Linked DNA regions of Homo sapiens: region 2 is linked to region 1. Evidence: read pairs that join two places in POLR2A ChIA-PET (ENCODE). Cell type or tissue: GM12878. All regions are shown on one strand.

Region 1 (5,000 bases):
GGGCGTGGTGGTTCACGCCTGTAATCCCAGCACTTCGGAAGGCTGAGGCGGGAGGATCACGAGGTCAGGAGATCGAGACCATCCTGGCTAACATGGTGAAACCCCGTCTCTACTAAAAATACAAAAAATTAGCCGGGCGAGGTGGCGGGCACCTGTAGTCCCAGCTACTTGGGAGGCTGAGGCAGGAGAATGGTGTGAACCTGGGAGGCGGAGCTTGCAGTGAACCAAGATCGCGCCACTGCACTCCAGCCTGGGTGACAGAGTGAGACTCCATCTCAAAAAAAAAAAAAAAAAGTTCCTGATATAAAATGGTGTAGTATTTGCATATAACCTACGCACATTCTACCGCATACTTTAAACAAACTCTAGATTACTTAAAATACCTAATACAATGTAAACGCTATGTAAAGAGTTATGCTGTACTGTCATGACAAGAAAAAAATAATCTGTACACGTTCAATACAGATGTAATTTTTTTTCCTCAGGTATTTTCCATCTGAGGTTGGTTGGATCCATGGATGATAAACCCACAGATAGAGGGCTATTTCTACTCAACAGCGCTGCTCTACATAGTTATCTCAACTTTTCTGGTTCTCCCATTCCCATTTTTTAAAACATTTTTAACATGTACCCACAAATATGATGTGATATATATACATGTATGTACATATATCATGTACTAATATATTTTACATACATATAAAATGTATATAAATACTAGTAGGATGAGAAGAATAAACAGAAGTTTCAATATTTTTCTTTCCACAATCCAATGGACTAATCCACACACTACCACACTGGAGGTTTAAGATATTATCAAAGAGACTAAACACAAAAAGGCAAATGCAAATGAAAGTTTCACTAAAACTTAATGACTGGTTGACCATGGAGGTAAAGGGAGAGGATGGACATAATGCTATTTGCTACTCAGTATCTACTGGCTCTTTATTTAGGGGCACTTAGCAAATTCTTCCAGATCCTGCCATCCACTGCTTCTTGATTTTCCCTTGGAAATCCACTTCCTCTCCCATGATGCTGGTTAGGAGGGAATGACCCCCAGCTCCAGAGGTAGGCCCAGGCTGGCTAAACTAATTAGCAAATCCTATTTCTCTTGCCTTAATGGTTCATTCAGAAATGACAACATAACCCAAAGTCAATGAGACACAAGAATACATTTCTTGAACTTCTAGGAAGAGAAACTCTTCTAGCAGTGGTTCTTAAGCTGAGGTTCACACATACTCCAAGGGTTTATATATAGAATTCAGGGTGTCGTTAAACTGAGAAAAACAAATTACATCTTTACTTTAACCTCTAACTGAAATTTAGCATTTCCTTTCACTGTGAATTCAGCCAAAACACCACAATAGTATTATATTAGCAATATCTGTTCATTTTGTCACCAGTAGAAATCACAGTTTATTTATTTTCCTATCACATGATCTTTCGTTACAGATACCTCCAAATAGTAATAATACTCATCACCACTTGGAAATTATTAGACCCCACTAAATATATTTTTTCCTTTTTTTTTTTTTTTGACGGAGTCTCGCTTATGTCGCCCAGGCTGGAGTGCAGTGGCATGACCTCAGCTCACTGCAGCCTCCGTCTCCCGGGTTCAAGCAATTCTCTGCCTCAGCCTACCAAGTAGCTGGGATTACAGGCACCCACCACCATGCCCAGCTAATTTTTGTATTTTTAGTAGATGGGGTTTCACCATCTTGACCAGGCTGGTCTCCTGACCTCGTGATCCACCCACCTCGGCCTCCTAAAGTGCTGGGATTACAGGCGTGAGCCACCACGCCCGGCCTTCACTAAATCTCTTTAATAAAGAAACAGGGTGGGCATGGTGGCTCACGCCTATAATCCCAGCATTTTGGGAGGCCAAGGCAGGAGGATGGCTTGAGCCCAGGAACTCGAGACTAGCCTGGGCAACATGGCGAGACCTCATCTCTACAAAAAATTTAAAAATTAGCTGCGTGTGGTGGTGCGCACCTGTGGTCCCAGCTACTCAGAAGGCTGAGGTGAGAAGATCACTTGAGCCTAGGAGGTTCAGCTGCAGTGAGCCTTGTTAGCACCACTGTACTCCAGCCTAGGCAACAGATCAAGCACCTGTCTCAAAAAAAGAAACAGGTATTACCAACAATTTTTTAAAATACTTTTATAACTACATTTTAATGTAACTAGTTTTCTTTGTACAGTAGTCCTATGTATTTTCCTCTGGACTTGATAGCATGAGGTTGTAGGGCTTGAGCTGCAACAAACATGTGAACACAAAGGGACCAAAACCACGGAAGCTGAGCTCATTAAATAAAGGAAGAGAAAGATTAAGTCTGATCACACAAGTATAACTGAATCAAGCCTCAACTTTGGACTTTTTAATATTGTGAGCCAGTGAATTTGAGTTGGTTTTCTGTTACATCTGCATTAAAAAAATCTAAATGATACAGTTTTCAATAGTTTCTACCTCAGAAAACTGGAACAATACCCATCCCTTTGGACTGAAAAAGGAAACTTAGAAAAAGCTTAACTTCGTCACAGTGAGGGAATCTGGGGAAAATGAGTTCAGTTCCTCACAAACTGAATGTACTGCAGACTCAATAATGCAATAAAGCTCTCACATGCACTTCCTGTTTTACATATAGGCAATGCTAAGGTTTCACATATGACCTAAGTATGGGCAAGCAGACATACCTGCATAAGATACAGAGAACAGAAACAACAGTCCTACCCAAGGAAGTTAAACTTCTGGTAGCGGCTTTCTGATTCAACGACATGGTTCTCGGTGCTGCGGTGGCAGTAGCCCCCTTGGCAGGCAAGCTCTGCAGTGTCATTCAGGGGTTTGTTTCTAGAAGTTCAGACTAATCTGTTGATTCAGCCCGCTCAAAGTTTACATATCTTTCTCTCAATAAATCCTGTTTGCTACAACTACTTAAAGCAAATGATCTTGCTACAGGATCCTGAATAAGCCAAAGTAAAAAGGGATATACAAAAGAAGCATCTTCCTAGTAGTCAGAAACCCAACAAGAGTTAACAGTTTATGAATAAAAATGTAGGCACGACTTGGATAGAATTATAACTGAGAAGCCCTAATTCAAGATCCACTCCTAAGAAACTTGCGTCCTCTGAATTCATGTAACATTTACTTATCTCTCTTCAGATACCTAATTACAACCCAGACTAAGCCCGTGGTACATGCCAGTTACTCAGAAGGCTGAGGATCACTTGAGCCCAAAAGTTCAAGGCTGCAGTACACTATAATTGGGCCTTTGAACAGCCACTGCACTCCAAACTGGGCAAGATCTAGTCTCTTTAAAAAATAATAATAAAAAAAAAAGCAGCCAGGCATGGTGGCACACACCTGTAGACCCAACTACTCAAGAGGCTGAGGAAGGAGGACGGCTTGAGCCCAGGAGCTCAATGTTACAGTGAGCTATGAATTGCACCACTGTACTTCAGTCTGGGCAACAAAGCGAGACTGTCTCAAAAAACAAAACAAAACAAAAAATTAAATCATATAGCAAGGGCTATGTTCTTCATTTCTTTATACTCTGAACACCAAGCACAATGCGACCCTAATGTACTTCTAACAAAGTAGACCATTTGAACAAGTAGTTTCAGAAGGAACTAGTAGAAATATGATTGCAGGAGATTAAACAGCTAATGAAATTAACCTAGAAGGTGCAGGAAGGAACTTTTTGTGGTGATGAAAATGTTCTATATCTTGACAGGGATATGGATTACACAGATGTATGAACTTGTTCAAACTAAGGGAATGGTATACATAAGATTTGTACATTTTACTATATACAAGTTTTGCCTAAAAACTGTAATGCCCAACCTTGTTTTATCCTTATTCACCTGGCCTTGTTTCTCCCTTAGCTAAGAGAACCAGACAAACTCCATCTTGGCTTTCACTGGCAGCCCCTTCCCTCAAGGACTTTACTTGTGCAAGCTGACTCCCAGCACATCCAAGAATGCAATTAACTGATAAGATACTGTGGGAAGCTATATCCGCAGTCCCCAAGAATTCGTCTGATTGATAATGCCCAAAGCCCCGAATCTATCACCTTGTAATAGTCTTAAAGCCCCTGCACCTGGAACTGTTTACTTTCCTGTAACCATTTATCCTTTTAATTTTTTTGACTACTTAACTTCTGTAAAATTGTTTTAACTAGACCCCCCCGCTTCCTCAACCAAGATATAAAAGTTAATCAAGCCCCTTCCTCGGGGCCGAGAGAATTTTGAGCGTTAGCCGTCTCTCGGTCGCCGGCTAATAAAGGACTCTTAATTCGTCTCAAAGTGTGGCATTTTTCTAACTCGCTCAGGCACAACAAAACAAGTAAACAAATAGTTAATAATAGGCATGGGGAAATGTCTAGGTGTAAAGTATACTTTGAAATACAACAAAAACAAAAGGATTGATGAATGGATAGACCGATAGATAGGCAATAAAGCAAATACACCAAAATATGACTAACAATATAGGGGTGGTGGGTATTTAGGTATGCAATGTACAAACAATTCTTTCCACTTTTCTGTAATGAATGAAATGTTTCACTATGAAATCTTCCAGAAAGAAAGCAAACACTGGAAATGAAGGCTGTGAGAGGCTTGCGTATTTCCCAAGTTCATCAATTAAAGGACTGACTTTAAAGGAAAAGAAGGTATATGCATGCCTGAGAGTGGAAAGAAAAGGAGAAAAGGTATTCGGGTTGTCCCTCTTTTCTATGCTTCTAATTTTAGATTGCCTAGATAGACTAGTTCTGGCCTTGAGCACTTGTTCTTGCCTCTAAGGAAGCCCGAACTCACCAAGTTCCATTCATTCTAGCACAATCTCAATCTGTGGTTATCTAGGCCCTTTGTCTGTCTTGGGCTATGATAAGCTATTCCCTATTCTTTTTAACTGAGTTTCTAATACCTCCTTAAATTGACCTTTAACTAACACCTCTGGCCAATCTAGCATAACATAGTTTATCCTCGTTTTTTTTTTTTTTTTTTGA
Region 2 (5,000 bases), 180 kb before region 1:
ATTTTTTTAAACTAGATAGGAGCAAATTGAGGAATGCATGGAAGAAGAAATGGAGACAATGAGAATTTTGTCTATGCAAAGGCAGGACTAGCTAGAGAGAATGTAATGTCAGAGGAAGGTTTTTCTTTCCTTCCTTTTCTCCCTTTCTTCTTTCTTCCTTTTTAAAATGGGACTTAAGCATATCTCAAAGCTGATGGCTGATGAGAAAGAGCAATTGAAAAGTAAGATTGAGTCTATATAAGAAAGAGAAGGTGGGCCAGGCACAGTGGCTCACGCCTATAATCCCAGCACTTTGGGAGTCCGGGGTGGGCGGATCACAAGGTCAAGAGTTCAAGACCAGCCTTGCCAACATAGTGAAACCCCATCTCTACTAAGAATACAAACATTAGTCAGGCGTGGTGGTGCGTGCCTTTAATCCCAGCTACTCGGAAGGCTGAGGCAGAAGAATCACTTGAACCTGCAAGGAGGAGGTTGCAGTGAGCCAAGATCATGCCACTGCACTCCAGCCTGGGCGACAGAGCAAGATTTGGTCTCAAAAAAAAAAAAAAAAAGAGAAAAAGAGAGAAGGTATAATCAATACTACAAGGTGTTTGGAAAGTTGGGAGGGTATGAGAGTCAAAATTCCCCAGAAAGGTATTGTTCTTAGATGGGGAGAAACATTTTTACTGTCCCAACAGGGGAGAAGGAGGCTAGAATGGGGATCGCTATAGGGAGTTTTCAGAATTAGGAACACCAGGCCCTAAAGGAGATAGGGCATGCAGAGGGAGTGGAGGGAGGTGGTTGTGGAATCCAGGAAGCAGAAAAGCCTTGGAATAGTCATTACAGTGAGTAGGAGAGTAAAAAGTAAGCTGAACAGGGAAATATAGAAGGATCATCAGCTATTAGTTGGGTTTCACCAAACCCAACTAAGAGATAGGATAGAAAGGGCCTTTAGATCATTGACCAGGTATGTTACTAAAACAATGTATCATGCAGTCTAAGGTGATAAGCAGGAAATCAAGACAGCAGGAGACAGAATGATTAGAAGTAAACAGAAGTCCGCAAGGATTGGAGTTCCAGTGAGGTTGACAAGTGGTTGTACTGGGACTGGTTGAAAGCAGGCTGGCAGGAAAAGATGCTGTGGCCAGAAAGGGAAAGCTTGAACTGGTGATTCCGGGCATGTTGGGTGATGGTAGACCCCAAAATGGCCATGGGTTTGGAAGGCTCATGTGAAATGGAGGCTGGGCGTGGAGGTTCATGCCTGTAATCCAAGCACTTTGGGAAGATGAGGCAGGAGGTTCGTTTGAGTCCAAGAAGTTCCAGACCAGCCTCGGCAACATAACGAGGCCCTGTCTCTACTAAAAAATAAAATGTTAGCCAGGTGTAGTGGTACATGCCTATAGTCCCAGCTGCTTGGGAGACCAAGGTGGGAGGATAGCTTGAGCCCAGGAGGTCAAGGCTGCAGTAAGCTGTGATTGCATCACTGCCTCCAAGCCTGGGCAACAGACCCAGGTCCCATCTCAAAAAAAAAAAAAAAAAAAAGAAACAAAAAACTAAAATAAAAAGAAATAAAAATGAAGTGAGATGGAGATCCCCACCACACACAGATTAAAATCTGAGCCAGCAGTTCCCAAAGTGTTTTCTACAGAACATTGCTTGACAAAGGGCTTATGCACTAATGACACATTATTAAAGTTCTGATATATCTTGAATCAAAGAATCCTATTTACTGTGTTTAACCAAATATTCCCTGAACCTTTGAATTACTAAATTTTTTTTGGTTCAATATTTATCAGCAGTCTTCTAAACTAATGTTCTTCCAAACACACTTTAGCAACTTTCTGCTTTGCATGTAACCTGCTGAAACTCTAACATTAATGGAATGAAGTGAATAATTATCACAGCAAGTGATCATTTTTTAATATCTGGGTTTTTTTTTTTTTTGGTTTGTTTTTGTTTTGTTTGAGACAGAGTCTTGCTCTTTCACCCAGGCTGGAGTGCAGTGGTGCAATCTTGGTTCACTGCAACCTCCGCCTCCCGAGTTCAAGCGATTCTCCTGTCTCAGCCCAGTAGCTGGGATTACAGGCATGTGTTACCACACCCAGCTAATTTTTTTTGTATTTTTAGTAGGGATGGGGTTTCACCATGTTGGTCAGGCTGGTCTCGAACTCCTGACATCAAGTGATCTGCCCGCCTAGGCCTCCCAGAGTGCTGGGATTGCAGGCATGAGCCACTGCACCTACCCTTTAATATCTGCCTTAATGTATTTTGATATGAAAATATGATTTGCCTAGCAAAAGCATGTAAAAAAGTACAACATATGTTTCATTAGGATAATAATGTTAGGTTTACCATAATTTGCTATGAAGATAAATAACAACAGTGTTGTATTAGATCATTAGAGTTGGGATTTAACCATGATTATCTTAGTCCTTCATTAATACAACTATTTTGACCATTAAGTAGCCTTCTCTTAAAACTAGTTACATTCCTGCTACAGAAAAGGCATTAAATAATAAAGGTTCTGATGTCAATCCCATCAAATATGTATTTCTATTCTTTAAGCCTCATAAGAATTCTACCACATATAGTAAGAAGAGTAAAGAAGAGCCATTAAAATTAATATAAAAGGTCTCCATTTTCTTTCACTTCATTTCTCGGACATTTAAGATCAATAACAAAAATTAGGTACCTGATGTAAACTGTTTTAATGCTGTTGCTGCCCCTCTCTGAGGAAGAATTAATACTTCCTCTCCGCATTGACATTTTGCTTAGCCAATGAAATGTGAGTGGAATTGACTTGGCTCACTTAAAAGCAGAAGCTTTAAAGAGCCAGCTTATTGTTCGCCCATGTCCTCTCTCCCTCTGCTACGAGAGCAGCAATATTCCAGGTAGAGGCTGCTCCGTCAGCCTGAGTCCCTGAATGAAGGGGATATGGAGCAGAACTTCAGGTGATCCTGAAAGGACACGTGTTATGAGCAAGAAATCAACCTTTATTCATGTTAGCTACCAAGATTTGGGTGTCATTTTTTACCATTGCATGACTCAGCCTATTCTGACTAATACAGAAATCACATTGTCCACCCTATATTCATTTCCAAACACTAGCAACTGTTAATGAACACAAATAGAAGTCATCACCAGAAGCATAAAATTCCCTCCACAGAATGTCTAGAACAGTGATGGCAAATTGACTTAATCTCTCATATCAGCTCTAATGAACTCATAACGATGGCCTGAGTCAACTCTATAGAGAACGGTTCTGAAACCATGACCTTGCCTGGCAGGAAAGAGTTATCGTATTTATTAGTATGTTTCCAGTAGAAGGAGGGGTAATAAGCTGTCCATCCCTGGCCCATGAGGCACAACCTGTCCTCACTATCATTTCTGTTTTTTTCTGATTTTGTACAGGAGGCATTGTTTTTTAAATATACCCAGAAATAACAGAAACTAGTGCATAAAACATTTAGGCTAATAAATAATTTCATTTAACTGATGAAAGGAAGAGAAAAAAAGTGTTACTATCAGAGCTGACCACAGAATTCCTCCTCAGCAAGAGAACTGTCTTTGTTAGAAACATCTCTAGTGGACTTTTTAGTTATTAAGATGGCCCTCTAGACCAGGCCTGGATGGTTGGCCTGGGGAGGAAAATAGTGAAACTTTTATATCAGAAATGCACAGTGATTTTTGGAGTTGGAGCTGAATGAGCCATGAAGAAGCAGGGAAAATCCCAAGAAGAGGGCCAGAAGGTGTCCCACTGCATGGCAGGAGGCTGTGGGGAAGGCAGGACACAGGATGCGCCCTCAGAGGACAGAAAGGCTGAGGACTTTTGAGAACTGGGATGGTTGAGTATGCAGTTCAAAGTGTTTTACCCTTCTATTCTGTAATCTAACATCCCTAACCATGACCACACATGCGCACACATACAAACACACAATTATGGGTTGAATTGTGTCCGCTGAAAATTCATATGCTAAAGTCCTAACCCGCAGTGCCTGAGAATATGATCTTATTTGGAAATAGGGTCATTGCAGATATAGTTAATTAAGATGAGGTCATAGTGAAGTAGGGTAGACCCCTAATCCAATGTTACTGTGGTTATACAAGGAGGAAATCTGAACACAGACACTCACACGGTGACAGCCATATGAAGACAGGAGTGATGCTGCCACAAGCCAAGAAACTACCAGAAGCTGGAGGGGAGACCTGGAACAGATCCTTCCCTAGCACCTGTTAGAAACAGCATAGCCCTGCAGACACCTTCATCTCAGGTGTCTAGCTTCCAGAACTGTGAGACAATGAGACAAGAAATTTCTATTGTTTAAGCCTCTCAGTTTGTGTTACTTTTTATGGCAGCCCTAGGAAATTAACACATATGCACATGCACAAACATGAATGCACACACACTTATGCACACATATGCACGCACACACACATGCACACACTCATACGCACACACACTCATGCACAGACACATGCACACATGCACACACACTCATGCACACACATGCGTGCACATACACACACCGGTGCCCAAATCTTCATTAAAGCTTGCACCACACGCACAGCCATGACCAGTGGCAGTCTGGAGACTGAGGGGTTTGTATGGGAGTTGAGTAAGTACATAGGCTATGCAAAAGGAACGAGATATGCAGAGGCAGAGCCCAGAGTAGATGCCAGAAAGGCAGTGGAAGCAGAGACTCGTGGCAGAGGGAGCACAGGTTCCTTTCACATGCCCCACTAGCAAGAATTCTCAGAGCTATTGGGCAAGTATTGAGACGGAGCAGGGACCCCTCTTAAGGGCTTGCAGCACCCTCCTCCACCCCCAACCCCAAGCAGGGAAATAAAATCTTGAGTTCCTTCAAGGGAATTTACAGTCACCTAGCTAGCCTTGACAAGTAAATGAGCAATTTGATAAGCAAGACGGTAACAGTAGCTTAAAACAATAGCCAAGGAAGTTAGAGTCACACGAATATTTGGTTCCCAAGAGAAACTAAAGATAACACCTTAGCATATATTCT

Evidence for each region. Peaks named below come from ENCODE experiments on the same cell type or tissue, not always from the same donor. Only the 100,000 strongest peaks of a DNase experiment are listed, where the experiment ranks them.
Region 2: POLR2A ChIA-PET joins it to region 1 with 10 read pairs; 4 of 35 experiments call an interaction of 5 or more read pairs at or near these places.

Annotation. Positions count from the first base shown.
Region 1 is chr14:55,275,822-55,280,821 of GRCh38, reverse strand. All of the region lies in intron 1 of FBXO34 (F-box protein 34), which reads right to left. Among named protein-coding and RNA genes, the nearest start is that of FBXO34-AS1, 6.2 kb to the right of the region's middle. RefSeq lists an enhancer at 1,112-1,211. In GM12878, no CTCF peak of the experiment used is centred here; a DNase peak (open chromatin) is centred at 2,664; H3K4me3 peaks cover 1,798 bases; H3K27ac peaks cover 2,441 bases.
Region 2 is chr14:55,457,148-55,462,147 of GRCh38, reverse strand. No RefSeq gene overlaps it. Among named protein-coding and RNA genes, the nearest start is that of TBPL2, 19 kb to the right of the region's middle. In GM12878, no CTCF peak of the experiment used is centred here; a DNase peak (open chromatin) is centred at 3,086.